2 separate regions of the Mus musculus genome follow, and region 2 is linked to region 1. A link is a loop called in an ENCODE intact Hi-C map of the cell type or tissue named here. Cell type or tissue: gastrocnemius. All regions are shown on one strand.

The links. A loop is a pair of places that touch in the nucleus more often than their neighbours do. Peaks named below come from ENCODE experiments on the same cell type or tissue, not always from the same donor. Only the 100,000 strongest peaks of a DNase experiment are listed, where the experiment ranks them.
Region 2: it touches region 1 in a loop (2.7-fold over the local background); 18 of 42 quality-filtered maps call a loop at or near these places.

The regions. Positions count from the first base shown.
Region 1 is chr11:86,064,281-86,072,280 of GRCm38, reverse strand. It overlaps Brip1 (BRCA1 interacting protein C-terminal helicase 1), which reads left to right. Exons shown (of 20, transcript NM_178309.2): 19 at 7,180-7,503. Among named protein-coding and RNA genes, the nearest start is that of Gm20759, 44 kb to the right of the region's middle. In gastrocnemius, a CTCF peak has its summit at 4,925 (motif pointing right); DNase peaks (open chromatin) are centred at 187 and 3,388.
Region 2 is chr11:85,844,674-85,852,673 of GRCm38, reverse strand. No RefSeq gene overlaps it. Among named protein-coding and RNA genes, the nearest start is that of Tbx2, 16 kb to the right of the region's middle. In gastrocnemius, CTCF peaks have their summits at 1,760 (motif pointing left), 3,401 and 7,865 (motif pointing left); DNase peaks (open chromatin) are centred at 363, 3,416 and 7,857; H3K4me3 peaks cover 1,148 bases; H3K27ac peaks cover 3,212 bases.

The DNA of each region.
Region 1 (8,000 bases):
AGCCACAGGGTTTACTTAGGTTATTTACAGGAGTGGGAATGACCCAAAGACTGCTGCCTCACCAAAAGCCCACCCCTGCATGGGTGATAGTTCACAAAGGCTGGAAACCAGGCTCACTGCTCAGCCTGCAGGCACTCAACAGACTGCAGAATACATTTTCCAGGTGGCTCAGTTGGTCTGAACCTCTTCCAAGCTGATTGGCTGGAATCTGTCTCTTTGGGCAGCTCAGGCAGTCTCTGCCCCTTCCAGGCAGCTTGCCTGGTCTGAGAGTATTTTTCAATAGTTGTTACTGCTTATATACACTTGGAGGAGGAGGAAACTGGTATATCCAGTCAGTTTTGGGAACTTCAGAAGCCTTTGAGCTCTGCTTCTAGAGTAGATAGGAATGCTTTACCTCTCTTTAAAACAGTGGTCCTCAACCTGTGGGGCACTTTGGGGGTCCAAAGACCCTTTTGCAGGGGTCGAATATCAGATAACCCTGCACATCAGGTATTTACAATTCATAACAATAGCACTGAGAATATTTTTATGGTTGGGGGTCACCACAACATTAGGAACTATGTTAAAGGGAAGGTTGAGAACCATTGTTTTAGAACATTTCTGTATGTTAGTGAGCTTCCCTCTAAGATGGAAGGTTTTTATCTCAGAGGAAAATGCTACACAACACTTGCCACTCTACTAAACATTTGTGTGTATGTGTGTACAGTGTGTATGGAGGAGGGTGATGTGTTCCTGTGTGAATGTGGGCACTCACATGACATGCATGTGTAGAGGTTAGAGTACACCCTGGGATATCTGTTCTCACCTCTACCTTGTTTAAAGCAAGGTCTCCATTATCCCACTGTGTGCACCAGTTTAGCTGGACCAAGGACTCCAGGGGATTCTCCTATCTCTGCCTGCCATTATTGCTGTAGGAGTACAGGGATTGCTCATCTGCTTTTCACATGGGTTCTGAGAATTAAAACTCAGTTCCTCACTGTTGTATGGTAAGTGTGTTTACCCACTGAACCATCTCCCCAACCCAAAAATTTACTTCCCTTTCACCAATGTTTATTTTAAAGTTGAAAATCATCCCTTTTAGATGGACAGTGGTGGGGCACGCCTTTAATTTCAGCATTCAGGAAATAGAGGCAGGAGGATCTCTGAGTTTGAGGCTAGCCTACTTTACTGAGTGAGATCCAGGACAGTCAGGGCTATACAGAGAAATCCTGTCTTGAGAAAGGGGAAAAAAGGGAAGGAAGGAAAGAAGGAAGGAAGGAAGGACAAGACAGATAGACACAGACAGACAGACAGACAGACAGAAAGAAAGAAAGAAAGAAAGAAAGAAAGAAAGAAAGAAAGAACAAATTCCCCCTTTTAAAATTATGTATATATCTATATATTTTATACTAATTATTTTTTATACTTTTAGATTCTGTGCCAAAATTGAGTGATTTGTGATGCTTGGATATAGCTCAATGGTCAACTATTTACCTAGCATAAATGGGTCCTGGGTTCAGGGGGAGGAGGTGTCATTACTATACTTAGGTATTTGCTAACCACCTACATTTACCTTCATTGGCAAGCTGTACTTGAATGCACGACTGTGTTTCTTTTACCAGTTAAGAAGAAGATCTAGTCATGAACTCTCTCAGCCTTTGTTAATCTGGGAAGGCCTTTATCTCACCTGCAGTTTGATGGACAGTTTTGTCAGATACAGCGTTGCTAGTCAGTGGTTAGAGCTTTTCTTTCCAGCACTTTGAATGTGTCATGTCCTTCCCTTGTAGCCTGTGATCTTTCTCCTGGGAAATCGAGGCAGTCTTTGGAAGCTTACTTGCTTTTCTCATGCTGCTTTTAAGTTTTCTTTTGCTTTGTCCTTAGACAATTTGATTATATTTTATTTTATTGCTCCTTTTAAGAGAGAGCCTTACTCTGTGTACCAAGCTGGCCTAGAACTCGGTGTGTACTCCAAGGTGGCCCTGGACTTGTGGCAGTTTGTCTACCGTGGCTTTCCAAGTACTGGCATTACAAGCACGAAGCCATTTTGCCTCACTAAACTGTTTTGTTTTTGTTGTTTTGAGACAGCCTCTTACTCTACCGCCCAAGCTGGCCTAGAATTCACTATGTAGACCAGGCTGGACTCAAACTCAGAGATCTATTTACCTCTACATCTAGAATGTTCTCATTAAAGGCATGTACGTGTGTTTTGCTTTGCTTTGCTTTGCTTTGCTTTGCTTTGCTTTGCTTTGCTTTGCTTTGCTTTGCTTTGCTTTGCTTTGCTTTGAGGGCTTCACACAGCTTAGACTGGCTGTAAACCTATGGGTTTACAAGTCAAGGTTGTTAGACTCAAATTCCTGATCCTTTCATCTTGCTATAAATGGACTTCTAACTGTTACACCTTTCCCAAGAGTCCCGAAGTACGTGCTCTCCTCTGCTGCTTTTTTCTCTCTCCGTCTCTGTGATGATTAATTCTCACGTGCTCTCTCTAACTCCCTCCCTCCTCTCATCCTTTTCATGGGTAGCTTGCTCCTGTAATGGAGCTATGCCCATGTGTCTTTGTAATGTTGTATTGGTCTCTTCACTTTTGATTAAAAACAGTCAGCCACCTCTCAGTTCTTAATCCACCAGCTTCACACAGAAAGACCTTCACTCATCAGCCCCGCTAGGCATCTAGTAGTAGCCCTTGGATCTTTTGTTTGGATCTACTGTCTCTGGACTCGCCTGTGTGCATGCCTGATCAGATGACTAGTTTCTTAGCCCTCTTCTCTTCTCTTCTCTTCTCTTCTCTTCTCTTCTCTTCTCTTCTCTTCTCTTCTCTTCTCTTCTCTTCTCTTCTCTTCTCTTCTTTCTCTTCTCTTCCTTCTCTTCTCTTCCTTCCTTCCTTTCTTTCTTTCTTTCTTTGAGACAGGGTTTCTCTGTGTAGCCCTGGCTGTCCTGGAACTCACTCTGTAAACCAGGTTGGCCTTGAACTCAGAAATCCACCTGCCTCTGCCTCCCGAGTGCTGGGATCCAAGGCGTGCGCCACCACTGCCCGGCTTCTTAGCCCTTTTCATCTCCCTGGATATCAGAACCTCTTGTACATGCTTGTCTGCCTCTTGTGTTGTGAGGCCTCTTAAGCAGCAGCGTGCTCCCCAACCAACTCCTTTGTTCTCAGTGGCCTCTGTGTTATGTACTGTCTGTGCTCCCTAATGACTACGACCATCTAGTCCTAGGCAGTTCTCTAAAAGCCAGCATCCCTGATACACCAGTCTCTTTCCTGAGGTACTGCTGGGCTGGACAGCCTGTCTCCTATACTGTCGTTCTGGAGCAGCCGCCTGCTGTCAGCTCTTTTGTTCTTAGTTGTCTCCAGGCCTGAGTCTGCCTGTTCATGTCAGCATTTCAAGACAGAACAGAAGCAAACGCTTCAGAACTTTGGGGCTCGTCCAGTCTTCTTCCCAGGGACGTCACTCCTAGCCTCCTGGCTCTGTTCCAGGAGAGGGGCTATGGTGAGAAGGTTCCATACATTTTCCTGCTTGTGTTGATGCAGCTGGTTTTGCACTAGCCTGGGTTCCAGAACTTTTTAACTTGTTTCTGGATTTCTCATAAAGGGATTTAGTCCATGAATTATTGAATCCATAGGAGGAACGTGGGATCTGGGGTTTCCTGTTCTGCCATCATAAATCTTTTGTATTTTATGGCTTCTATTTTTATTACTTGCGTGCGTGAGTAGGTGCATGTACATGGGGATACAAATGCACATGTGTATGGGGATACAAATGCACATGCCTCAGCTGTGGTTTCTCAGAAGCCATCAGCTTGATTTTGAAATAGGATTTCTTTCACTGGCCCGGGGCTTGCTCATCAGGCTAGACTAGCCAGCCACCGCGTGCCAGGGATCTGCCTGTTTCCACGTCCCCAGCACTGGAATTACAAGTGTGTGCCATCACTTCCAGCTTTGTTATATGAGTTCTGAGGACCACATTCAGGTCTCTGCATTTGTCAGGAAGCACTGTATTGACTGAGCCGTCTCTCCAGACCTCTATAGCTTCATTTTTAAAGATTAATAGTTGGAGTGAGCATTGAATCACGAGATCAAACATGTATAATTCCCACTAACTGGAAGACTAATCTTTGAACTTTTAGAGTCATCAACTATTAAACCAATTATTATTTTTCAGCTTATAAAATGTGATATATAATTTAATGTAGCAATATTTTGTTTACCATTGTCAAAGAAAAGATTCTTCCTCAAAAATGAATTGTTCAAAAAATTCTAAATTTTTTCATTTATGTAAGTACATCTCTTTTGGTTTCTTGATTGATTTTTTTCCAAGTTTTCTATTATATTTATTTGCTTGTTTCTTTAAATATGTTCCATTATTCAGAAGTTGACTTAGAGGCTAGGGAGATAGCTCAGTTGGTAAGTGCTTGTAATGCACTTTAGCACCAGAGTTTAAGTCTCCAGCACCCACATAAAAGCCTGATGCAGGGGACACTTCTGAAACTTCTGTGCTGCAGGGAAAGAGGCAGGCAGATTGCTACAGCCTAGCGCTTGATGGCCATGCGAGATAACCAAACTGGGAAGCTTTTGATTCAGGGAGAGACCCTGTCTCAAAAACATAAAATGGAGAACAATCTCCAGTGTCCACATATATAGTCATACATGCAGTTGTGCACACACATATACCATACACAGGAAATGAAGTTCATGTTAATCAGAGCAAGTATTTCCTAGAGGGAGATACAGAGCATACGGGCAGAGAAGCGGGTGTTACTTAACCGATATTCCATGCCCATGGTTTTCATCCAGCTGTGACAGTCTTTCAGTCGACGTCAGAAACGCGCTGTTGTCGGAGCTGTGGTGCTTTTAGGGTTTTTTTTCCCTCCTGTTTTGTGTCTTAACCAAAGCAGCACCTCAGACTAAGCATAAGAAGAGAAACACAAAGTACTCGTGCTTAGTCAGTAGGTGGAGCTCAGACTCTGCAAGTGTTCAGAGACCAGCAAAGCTAGCTTGTGCTGAAAAGACTGTCTTTGATTATAAAAAGGTCAAAATGAAGAAACTATAGTACTAAAATTTTCCAGTTTCAGAGAATTTCACATTTTCATTTTATATCATTTTTTCAAAATAAAGTTAATGTGAATGCTTTTTTAAAAATACTCGCATTTTTATTTCATAGCTCAGATTTGTTAATGTTTTAGAATCAAATCTTTCCCAATTTCTAGATTATTTTAATTTCTTTTTTAGACATTCATAAATTATAAAGTGTTTTCATAGTTTAGTAATATTAACATGATAAATAAATTTAATGGCAAATTTTGTTTAAATTCAGTTTTCATAAATAGATAACTCAGAAAAATTCTGTTCTAAGAACACAAATACACATAAGGACTAGAGAGATGGCTCAGCGGTTAAGAGCACTGGTTGCTCTTCCAGAGGTCCTGAGTTCAAATCCCAGCACCCACATGGTGGCTCAGAACCATCTGTAATGGGATCTGATGCCCTCCCTGTTCTGTCTTTCAGACATACAGGAGGGCAGAGCACTCATGTACATAAATAAATAATTTTTAAAAAAAGAAATATACTTGAGATTACAATATAGTAATTTAGGTTACATGGGGCCTTGTTTTATCTTTCTGAAGTTTATAAACCCATGGTGACGTTTTAAGCAATTTGTTGCAGGGCCAGGGAGATGGCTCAGTGGATAACATGCTTGCTGTTCAAGCCTGTGGAGCGAGGGTGCGGATTCTCAGCACACGTGTAAAAGCCAGCTTCAGTTGTGCACAGTTGTGAGACAGAGCAGGGAAGGGGATGAGCAGATCTTGGGGACTTGCTTGGCTAACCAATGTAGCCAAAACTGTGACCTCAAGGTTCAGTGAGGAGAGACCTTGTTTCAAAAACCCAACCGCCTTGGACCTTCATGAGCACACTAGCCACATTCACATGTGTATAGCACATGTGTATAGCACATGTGAATAGCACATGTGAATAGACAGACAGACAGACAGACAGATAGATTTTAGAAGCCTAATTGTTAAAAAGGCAGTGCCTTTTTTTTTAGCATTATCCAAGGAACATTTATTTTATGATAATCTGGGCATTTTTTTTAATCCAAATAATTTTTATTTTGGTGTAAAACTAACCACACTACAAAACACCTTAAGCTCTTAATATGGTTCACTCTATATCTTATAGATACCATTATAACATCCCTGATCAAGTCATATCTCTTTCATTCACTATTGGGTAAATAAATAACAGTGTACATAGACATGATTTTTCCAGGACAGTGTTGCTTCTTCACTTCCACAGTAGTTTAAGGAGTGAGTAGAAGAAAGGACAAAAAAAGAAGAAAAAACCAAACAAACAAACAAAAAATAAGCTTTGAGACTGGCATCTGGAATTCATTTCTAGAAAAGAAACCAAATTTTGATAGATGACATGGAAAGTTGTGTTACTTACAACTGCTTACCCTGCATGGTATTGATAGGCAGAATTTGAGGGGTTTGAACTTTTATTCTGCTCATCATTACTGTTTAGGAGCATGAATGGTGTAGTGTTAGTGAGGGTGCCATGCTACATGTGTGGATGCCAGGGCACAACTTGGTAGAGTCGGTTCTTTTCTGTCCTTACATGGGTTCCAGGGGTTGAACTCAGGCTACCGGGCTTGCACAGAACTTATACAGAGTCATATTGCCGACCCAGTTCTGATAGGACTAAATGTGTCATGTTCCCCAGCTGTCCTCACCTGAGCAGTACAGACAATTCCCAATCTACAGTGATTCAGCTTTGCAGTACTGTGAAAATAACACACATTCAGAAGTAAGGGCACTTCAGAGCGGTTAGCCCTTTTTCTGGCTGGTGATCAGTGTGTCCTGAGATGCCAGCACCAGCAATGAGCTGCAGGTCGCCGTGTGTCCCTTGATCACAGCAGCAAACAGCTGGTGCTCTGCAGTGCACTGTGTGGTTAAGCTCCGACTGTGGCTTACGAACACTGCCTGCATTTTCAACTTTCAATACTTTGAAACTAATGATTTATTTATCAGGCTATAATCCCTTCATAACTCTTGTGCATGAAAAATATCATATCAAAAGATTGGAAGCTATTCCATATGTTGAAATGCAAATGAGGTTGTTTCACTAGAAAAGGTAAAGTTCGTCTTTACTACATGAATGTTTTGGTAACTGAGTAACGAGTGTCCCCCTTGGACCTGCTGTTTCAGGACTTTCTAAATGGGTGAGGCAGCAGATTCAGCACCACTCAAGCTTTGCAAGTGCCCTGGAGTCGCTGACCGAGTTCTCCAGAAGACACCAGAAAGTTACTAATAGATCCAAAAAAGACGAAAAATGTACAAAAGACAATGAGCCTACTCTGGAAGTGGCCTGTTTGGAGGATAGCACTTTTACAAGTGTGTCAGAATCAAGTCATCAGTCACCAGAAAACTCGACAGAAGAAGCAGAAGTGTGTGTCCAGGAGCTTCAGTGTCCCCAGGTGGCTACTAAAAGCCCCTCAGTAGCAAGCCACGGTGTTTCCAGAAGGAAGAAAAGTATGTTGAATTCTGCCCATTTACAGTAGACAGAAAAATCTTCTATTATGTAACAGTGAAATGATAATGGCTTAGGTGCACATTAATTTCCTGAAATATATGGGTTTATGACATGAAGTGTTCACAAAGTAATACTAGGTATGCTTGAATGAGAACAGATTTTTTTTTTTAGGATACCAAAGTATATTTTTGTGGTTTCCATTGGCTTTGCCACTTATCTAGTGAGATTGTCAACACCACTTAACCCTTTAAGTTATAATAGAAAAGTGGATATCCCACCTACTTGTCCCTCTGAGCTCTAAACCATCTAAACAGTCCCATAACCCCTAGAGAAATAGCCACAGTCATTAAAAGTCTCCCAACCATAAAAAGCCCAGGACCAGATGGTTTTAATGCAGAATTCTATCAGACCTTCAAAGAAGACCTAATAACAATTCTCTTCAAACTATTCCACAACATAGAAACAGAAGGAACACTACCCAGTTCATTCTATGAAG
Region 2 (8,000 bases), 220 kb after region 1:
CTGCTTCCTGACTGCAGATGCGTGTGATCGGCCGCTTCACACTCAGGCTGCCAGGCCTTCCCCACCATGAGTGACTGCGTTCCTTCTTAAAGTGCGGGCCAAAACAAACCCCTCTCTCCTTAAAATATGACATTATAAATGTATTTAAATGTAAATGTCTCCTTAAAATAAAATATAATAAATGAATAGAAGTAAAGGCAAGCAAGGCAGAGTTCTGGGAGGAGCCGGTGGACCTGCATTTAAGGTTCCGTCACTCTGTGCCTCAGCAAGTGACCTAGCTCTTTGTACTACATTCTCCAGGCCTGGAGAAGAAAATTCAGGCCAGCTAGAGATGGCCATATGCCATCTGTCTGTCCCTTCCCTGCTCTGGCAGCCAACCCCCCACAGCCTGTTTCTCAGCCTCTTGCCTGAAGGGTGGATAGATGACCCAGCCTGACCAATTTTCCTGTCTCTCAAGGGAATATATGACCCTCACTGGGGCCAACAAGTCCTCAAGTGATTTGTTCTATTCACAGAGAGCAGGGGACTTTCTCACCCCATGAGAATGTGCCTGAAAACCAAGTATATATGTGTGTGTGTTTGTATATGTATGTATATGTATGTGTATGTATATGTGTGTATACACACACACACACACACACACACACACACACATATATATATAGATATATATATACTCTTGCTTTTCTCATTCATGTAGAAGAACACATTCCACTTTTGACTTAGGTTCATTTGAGTTGGGCTTTGATGACCAGGAATCCACCCACCCCTGTGACCAGTATATCTCTCTAGTGACACTGTGGAATATCTGGCTCTGACCAAACCTGGCTTTGTGGCATAGCCATCCCTGACCGCAGTGATGGATAGGGGGTTGTTTGTGTGGAAGTAGGTGGGATGTAGGCATGTGACTACAGAGGGGCCATCGCTCTGGGATTGTCAAGGTGGGGCTAGAGAGAGATCCCCTTCCCTCTCAGCCCTTCAGCTGAGTTCCATAGCTCCCAACTGTCTGCAGCCAGACTCCCTGTCCCGAGAGGCTCATCTGGGGTTGGAGAGAGTGATACCAAAACAGAAAAGAAGGCATGAAGGAGAAGGCATGAAGGTCAGAGCCCAGGACAGATGTGGCTGGGCCCCCAGCCCTCTGCAGGCCACTCCCCCTCCCAGCCACTCCTCCTCCCAGCCACTCCTCCCAGGGGTGTGAATGATGCCCTGGATCGTCTCAATAGCTGGGACTTTCTGTCCTGGTGCATGACATGGAAAAGGCCAGCATCCCTCTGGCCACATGGCTCTCGATGCCAGGTGTCTGAAGAAGACCAAGTCTTCAACAGAAAGAGGTAAAGCTGAAGTGCATTTGGGACCCTTCTCTGCCACCTTACTGAGCACTTACTATGTACCAAGCTCTGTCACATGAGTAGACAAAGTAATGCTAGCGTTGTGGTGGGGGAGGCGTGCAAACAAGCAAATAGAGCACAACATGACTAAACCGGAAGGCAGGGCAGGCATGCAGATGCTGAAGTGATGATCAAGGACACCATCCCCAAGAGACAAAGCGGGGACCAAGGAGGAGTGTGCATTCCTGGCAGGATCAGGAAGTGCAGGGTTGGAAAAATCACAGTGGTTCCTCCCAGGAAGCGAATCCCAGGGGGTGGAGAGATGGCTCAGTGGGGAAGACCCAGGTTCCCTGCCCAGTACCCACACGGCTGCTCACACACACCATCTGCAAACACTCCGAAGCTTTAGCGGCTCTGACGCCCCCTTCTGGCCTCCTCAGGCTCCTGCATGTCTGTGGTACATGCAGATTAACTCCTGAAGGGTTCCTGCATACATACACCAAAAACAAAACAAAAATCTTCTTACAAGCTTTAAAAAAAAAAAAAAAAGCATAGGAAAGAAAAGGGCCTCTGGGAGAGAATGTGCACTCTTGGTGTAGCTGCATCAGGGCCTATGGTGGTCCTTTGGTGGTGGTAATACACAGCCAGCCTGTTACCATGGGAATAGAGAACCATGGAAAAGGGGCTGCCTCTGGGTGAGGCAGGCACATGAATCCTTCCACTTAGATGTACGTGAGCCTGAGTCTTCATCAAGGACACCCGACATGAAGGAACAATCCCAGGGGCCTTCCCTGTTCCCCAACACTACCACCACTTCCCTCGAGTCACCCTTTATAGAACCCCCCTGGATCTGGGTTTTCCCTGCCTGGAATAGGGAGAAGGAGAGACCCGAGCACTGGCCCAGGGTATCACAGAGAACCATTGCCCTGGCAGTGGGAGAGGGCCTAGAAACATTCTGAGCTTCTAGAATGTTGTCAGGAACCCAGACAAGAGTCTGATCGCCATGGGCACTGGTGGGAGCCAGAAGGCGAGCACCTGGAAAGAACATATATCAATGAAGAGAAGGGATCCCTTTATCAGCAAGACCTGGAGAACTGGGTTGTTGATAGGTCAGTGTGCCCCAGCAAAGGACAGGATAGGATAGGAAGGTTCCAAAAAAGGTCCGCAGGGAGTGCAGGGCACAGAAAAGGACACAGGCCATCCAGAGGTTGAGCCCAGCAGAAAGACAGCTGCCCTGTGAAGGTGACAGTGGAGGACCGGGTACACCTGGGACACTGCAGGGAACAGCACAGAGATCTCTCAGACTTAGCTGTCTGCCCCACAGCCGAAGGACACAGCATCCTGATGAAGCCAAGTGGTTGCTTCACTATCTACACCCTAGCAGACTTCTCCATTGGCCCTCTTCAAACTAAGGAGATATAGTCTATTCCCAGACAAGAACACTTTTTGAGGCTCAAGACAGTTAAGACACAAGTTGGGTGTGGTGTTAGTCCCATCACTTAAGAGACAGAGACAGGAGGATCTCTGTGAGTTCAAGGTCAGCCTGATCTACAATTCCTGGACAACCAGAGTTACATAAGCAGACCTTATCCCCCCCCCCCCAAAAAAAAAGAAAGAAAAGAAAAAAAAAGAAAAGAAAAAAGAAAGGAAGGAGAGAGAGGGAGAGAGAGGGAGAGGGAGAAAGAGAGAAAGAAAGAAAGAAAGAGAGAGAGAAAGAGAGAGAGAGAGAGAGAGAGAGAGAGAGAAGGAAGGAAGGAAGGAAGGAAGGAAGGAAGGAAGGAAGGAAGGAAGGAAAGAAAGAAAGAAAGAAAGAAAGAAAGAAAGAAAGAAAGAAAGAAAGAAAGAAAAGGAGGAGGAGGAGGAGGAGGAGGAGGAGGAGGAAGGGATTTGAACCAGGGGCTCACTGGCTGCCGCACAAGGCCCGTGCACTTAGTCACGTCCTGCAGCACTGCTAAGCAGAATGTGGAGGGAGGCACCTAGAGAGGGCCAGACCAGAGAAGGCAAGGAAACCTTGGTTTTTGCCTGTGACAAGACAGATAGCGACTGTCTGGACGACCCTAGATCCCCACCTAGTGGTCGGAAAGAGCCATTGTTTTTAACGGCTGGCGTTACCGATCCAAGCAGGTCATTTCACCCACTGGCAAAGGAACACATCGGTCTGAGCCAGAGTTCAGGAGAAAGAAGAGTTCCGCCAGCCGGCGCAGGCGCACACGCACTAACACTCGTAACCTTCCTCCGGGGAGGTGGCGAGGAATTTATTAACTCCTAGATTTTGTCCCCGAGTCTTCCACGCTGGCTTGCCCTTCACGAGAGGCAGTGCGCCCCCAGGCATTATACACAGAATCGCCTGATCTAATGTGATCTCTGCTGAAGTAACTGGGGATGGTAAAATGACACAGTCAATGACAGCTATCTGCAAAACATTGTGCTAGGTATCCATCCAGCTCAGAACAAAGGTGACCAGAACAACCCTGGAGGAACCAGAGGGCCCAGTTTTGAAGGAAGACAGCCCAGCACTTTGCAGAAGAAGGCCCTGAGACAAGGTCACTAAGAGTAGGCTAGAGCAGAGCCTGGAACACGGTTCTGGGAGTAGGCAGGACCCACAAGGACCCCATTGCTAGGCTAAAGGGCCGGGACCACCCTGAAAATTCTATAGCCTTTGAAGGGCTTCCTCATCTCAGGATATGCAGGGAAGGCTTAACCAGCAGACAGCAGGGAAGCTTCCCAAAGGTGGCCTGCAAAGACACATGCCCTGGGTGGCAGGAGCAAAGTTTTTGCTCCAAAACACATAGGGTACCAAACTCCCAGGGGACAAAGAATTATCAGCCTTGCCGGAGAGCACAGTTGAAAGGCTAGTCGTACATGTAGATAGCCTGGAACCTTCTATAGCAAAAAGACGTCCTCTGGGAAGACACTTATTCCCACGTGCGCGCGCACGCATGCACACTCACGCGCAATCACCCAACCTGAGCCTTGGTTCTGAGGAGGCCTTGTCTGGCTAGGACTGAAGCTGAAGGCCAACAGGAATTCTCTACAACTTACTCCAAGTGGGCTTGGAAGACGACCTTTGGTCCAGGGCTTGAGCAGGACTGTCCTGTAGGCCCTGCTTCCAGATGGTAAAATTCATTCATTGGTTCATTCACTCATTCATTTCTTCTTCGAATGCTTTCTGTAGCCCTCTTCTTTGTTTGAGCAGTTTTCAGTCTGGGGTCCGAGCAATGAGCAAAAGAAACACCAACTTGGGCTGGAAAGATGGCTCAGCGGGTAAGAGCACCGACTGCTCTTCCAACGGTCCTGAGTTCAAATCCCAGCAACCACATGGTGGCTCACAACCATCCCTCGTAACAAATCTGACTCCTGGAGTGTCTGAAGATGGCTACAGTGTTCTTACACATAATAAGTAAGTAAATCTTTAAAAAAAAAATAGAAAACAAAAAAAAAAAAAAAAAAAAGAAACACCAACCATGCCAACTATGCCTTAAGGAAGTCAATGACCTTGTAGGTCACAGAGATTTGATGAAATATCTACCCTCCCCAGAGGAGACATGGCAGACATGGGGTCTGGTAGAAAAGACTGAGCCCCAGAAGGCAGGGGCAGGAGAGAGCCCACCTGTCTGTCTTTAAGACAGGATATCATTATATTGTACAGGGTAGCCCAGTGCTCCCCCCCCCCGCCCCGGTCTCTCTCTCTCTCTCTCTCTCTCTCTCTCTCTGTGTGTGTGTGTGTGTGTGTGTGTGTGTGTGTGTATTGTTGTTGTTGTTGGAAGAGGGAGTTTGTTCTTCGAGATAGGAATGTCACTGTGTAACCAGTATAACCAGGAATGTCACCGAGTAACCAGGCTTTCATCTATTGGCAGTCCTCCTGCCTCAGCCTCCTAAATGCTGGGATTACTGGCATGAGGCACCACACACAACTAACCTCAAACCCTGTCCTTTCCTGTCTCTGCTTCCTCTATGCCTAAGTGTATGCAAACAAGACTGTGTTTGCACGTGGTCCAGCGGGAAGGGGCACCTGTACAGATATATACTTATGGCTATTGGTGTGCATGCGGTCTCTCCACGCGCCTGTGTGCACAGGTGACTGTGGTGGTGTGGGGGATGGGTGAGGGATGACCTAAGAGGTGTCTATTGCACAGGATATCAGTGATGCGACCAGCAATCTTATGGGCAAACCCAGAAAGCCTAAGGGCAGACACAGCTGCTCTGAGAAGGGAGGAAGACCCTGGGTGGGGACAAGAAGGAAGGACTGTGCATGTGCTCTGCGACTAGATAAAAATTACCCAATGGCATCTCTCATGTCCAGAGACCACAGAGCAGGAACCCTCGAGGCTCTGGGAAAGAACACTGGCTTGGGAAGATTCTGTGACCTCTCTTCAACCGGAACAGGTCTAAGCCTTGGTTTTTCTCTCTGGAACGGAAGTTCCCATTCCAAGAATGAGAAGGAAATGTGTTTGGCATGGGGTGGTGGCCCACAGCTCCTCTTGTCAAGCTGAGGAGCAGCTGCCATGGAGCCAGAGGACATCCTGTTCTCAAGAAATAAAAACAAGAGTGAAGACGGGCCGTGGCTACGTTCCCCTGCTAGACTGATGTGAAGCCAGCAGCCATCTTGGTCTCCTGGGCTTGTCTCTAAATCAGGCTACTTCTCCCACAGCCAGACCCTGGCCAGGACACCAGGGCTCAGCATCCGGCAGTCAGCAGAGGTCATGCACCCAGCCCTTTTGTCCCTTCCCAGCTGGGAGCCTGACTTATACCCACCATCACCTCATTAGCTGCTGCTGCCAAGGGCCCTGCTCACTGAATTGTGAAAGAGCCTTTTCCTTTATTTACTGGAAATCCTGGAACCCTTCATTTCTCTGAACCCCAATGTCATCCTCCGCGGTTCATGGTCACTATACTGCCCCTGACTTAGCCTTCACTGAGAGCGAGCCCTCATGAGAAAGTACTCTGAATACCATCAAGCCTTCAGTTCAGGGAAGGATTGAGCCCATGTAAATAGCCCAGATCTAGGGGATACCCTTTAGGAAGGGGCCTCAGAAGACCCTCCACTGGTACCGTTTTCTCTCCTTGGGGAGAACCTGCATTCAGTCTGTCAGCAACCCCATGGTGCTGGAGGCCAGAGTCACCTCACAACCCATAGGATGTGCCCCCTCCCAACTGTGCTTGGTGGGAAGGTTGAACTGTGACAGCCACATCCCACAGGGACTGGAGGCAGCTGGAGCCAGCTGGTTCCCCGAGGGTTTCAGAACCTGGAATGCTATTTCCTAATCGGGAATTCATCCAGGCCACCAATCCTGACCCCAGTCCAAGAAGCTTAGCAACAGTCAAAGTTCCCAAGGTCTGTGAGTGGCTCTGCCTATGTCTCAGGCCCAGGTTCCTCAAGGGTTAGGTCCTTGTTCAGGAGCCTTTGATGTCGGGGAGGGGAACGTTTCAACTAGTCTCTCACATATCACTTTGGGTTTGGTCCACACCATTTACTTTGCCAACCGGGATCCTGGAGCTCAGAAAAGAGAGTCGTACTGTTCAGGATCTCATGGCTAGAGGCAAAGGTTGGCTTTGAACTTCTCATTCAGTTTTCCTACTGAACATCTGCTTTGCAATAGATGGGCATCAAGTGACTGTTAGATTACCAAAGGTCTCATCCTATCCTCTGGTATGCCTTGAAGGTGCCGAGACTCTGGCTGGGGGGAGGCAACAAGTTGCTGGCTAAGGAAGAGATGCAAGACTGATGGGAACTGGGCAGGTTTCTATCCGTGTGCTCTTAAAAAGCGTATGTAGACTTATTCTGCCCGTTTGTCGAGCTGCTGGCATCTTTGGTACTTAGCTCCCCCAAATTTTCCCCACTCTGAGTGTGCCATTTGTTAGTGATCAGGTTTCCCCTCTTTACCCACGAGCATCCGACTCAAACCTGACTCAAACTCTGGTGGCTCACTTCTGAGTCCTTCTTACTTAGCATCTTCGGGAACTACTGAAGACCCAAAGCCTCCTCAAGACCTTTGGTTGTCTTGTAAGATTTAACCCTTGGTCCTCAAGTGCACTGGTCCCTGGTGCATACCTAACAGTCTCTTCGTGTGACCTTGAGGAGCTGAGGAGGTGGAGGTAGGAGCTGAGGAATGTCTTAGCCAACACTTACACCCAAGCTTGCATGGTTCAGTGGAGCTTCACACTCCAAAAGGGCCAGAGGCGTGTTTTCCAGTGCTCATAGATCCCAGCCCTGACTGTGTTTCCAAGAGGCCAGGAAAGCCAGAGGCAAGCGCCTTCCCTGTCCCAAGAAGAATCTGAGTCCAGCCAGGCACATCGAAGACCATAGCTTCTAGGAGCTGGCACTGCAGGGCAGCTCCAAGAGAAAAACCCACATTAAGTTTTGAGCTCCCTCGTCGGTGCCCGCAGTCGGCAGCCCACTCAAGTCCCTGGGCCTGGACCTACAGTGGATCTGAGATCCCTCTCCGTGCCCATTTCTCTGGACTCACTGCACCTTGGGCTCTGGCAGGGAGTGCTGGCCGGCTGCTTGACCGGGCCCTGTCCTGGAGCGCCATCTCGTGGGAACGTGGGGAGTTCCTGAGGCCTGGGACCTGGGAAGGCTCCCGAGTCCGGAGCAGCCAAGTGAGTTCGGGGTCCTTAGCCCATCAAACCCGATGGACAGACACGCACCCCAAGGGAGCCTAAAAGAAACTC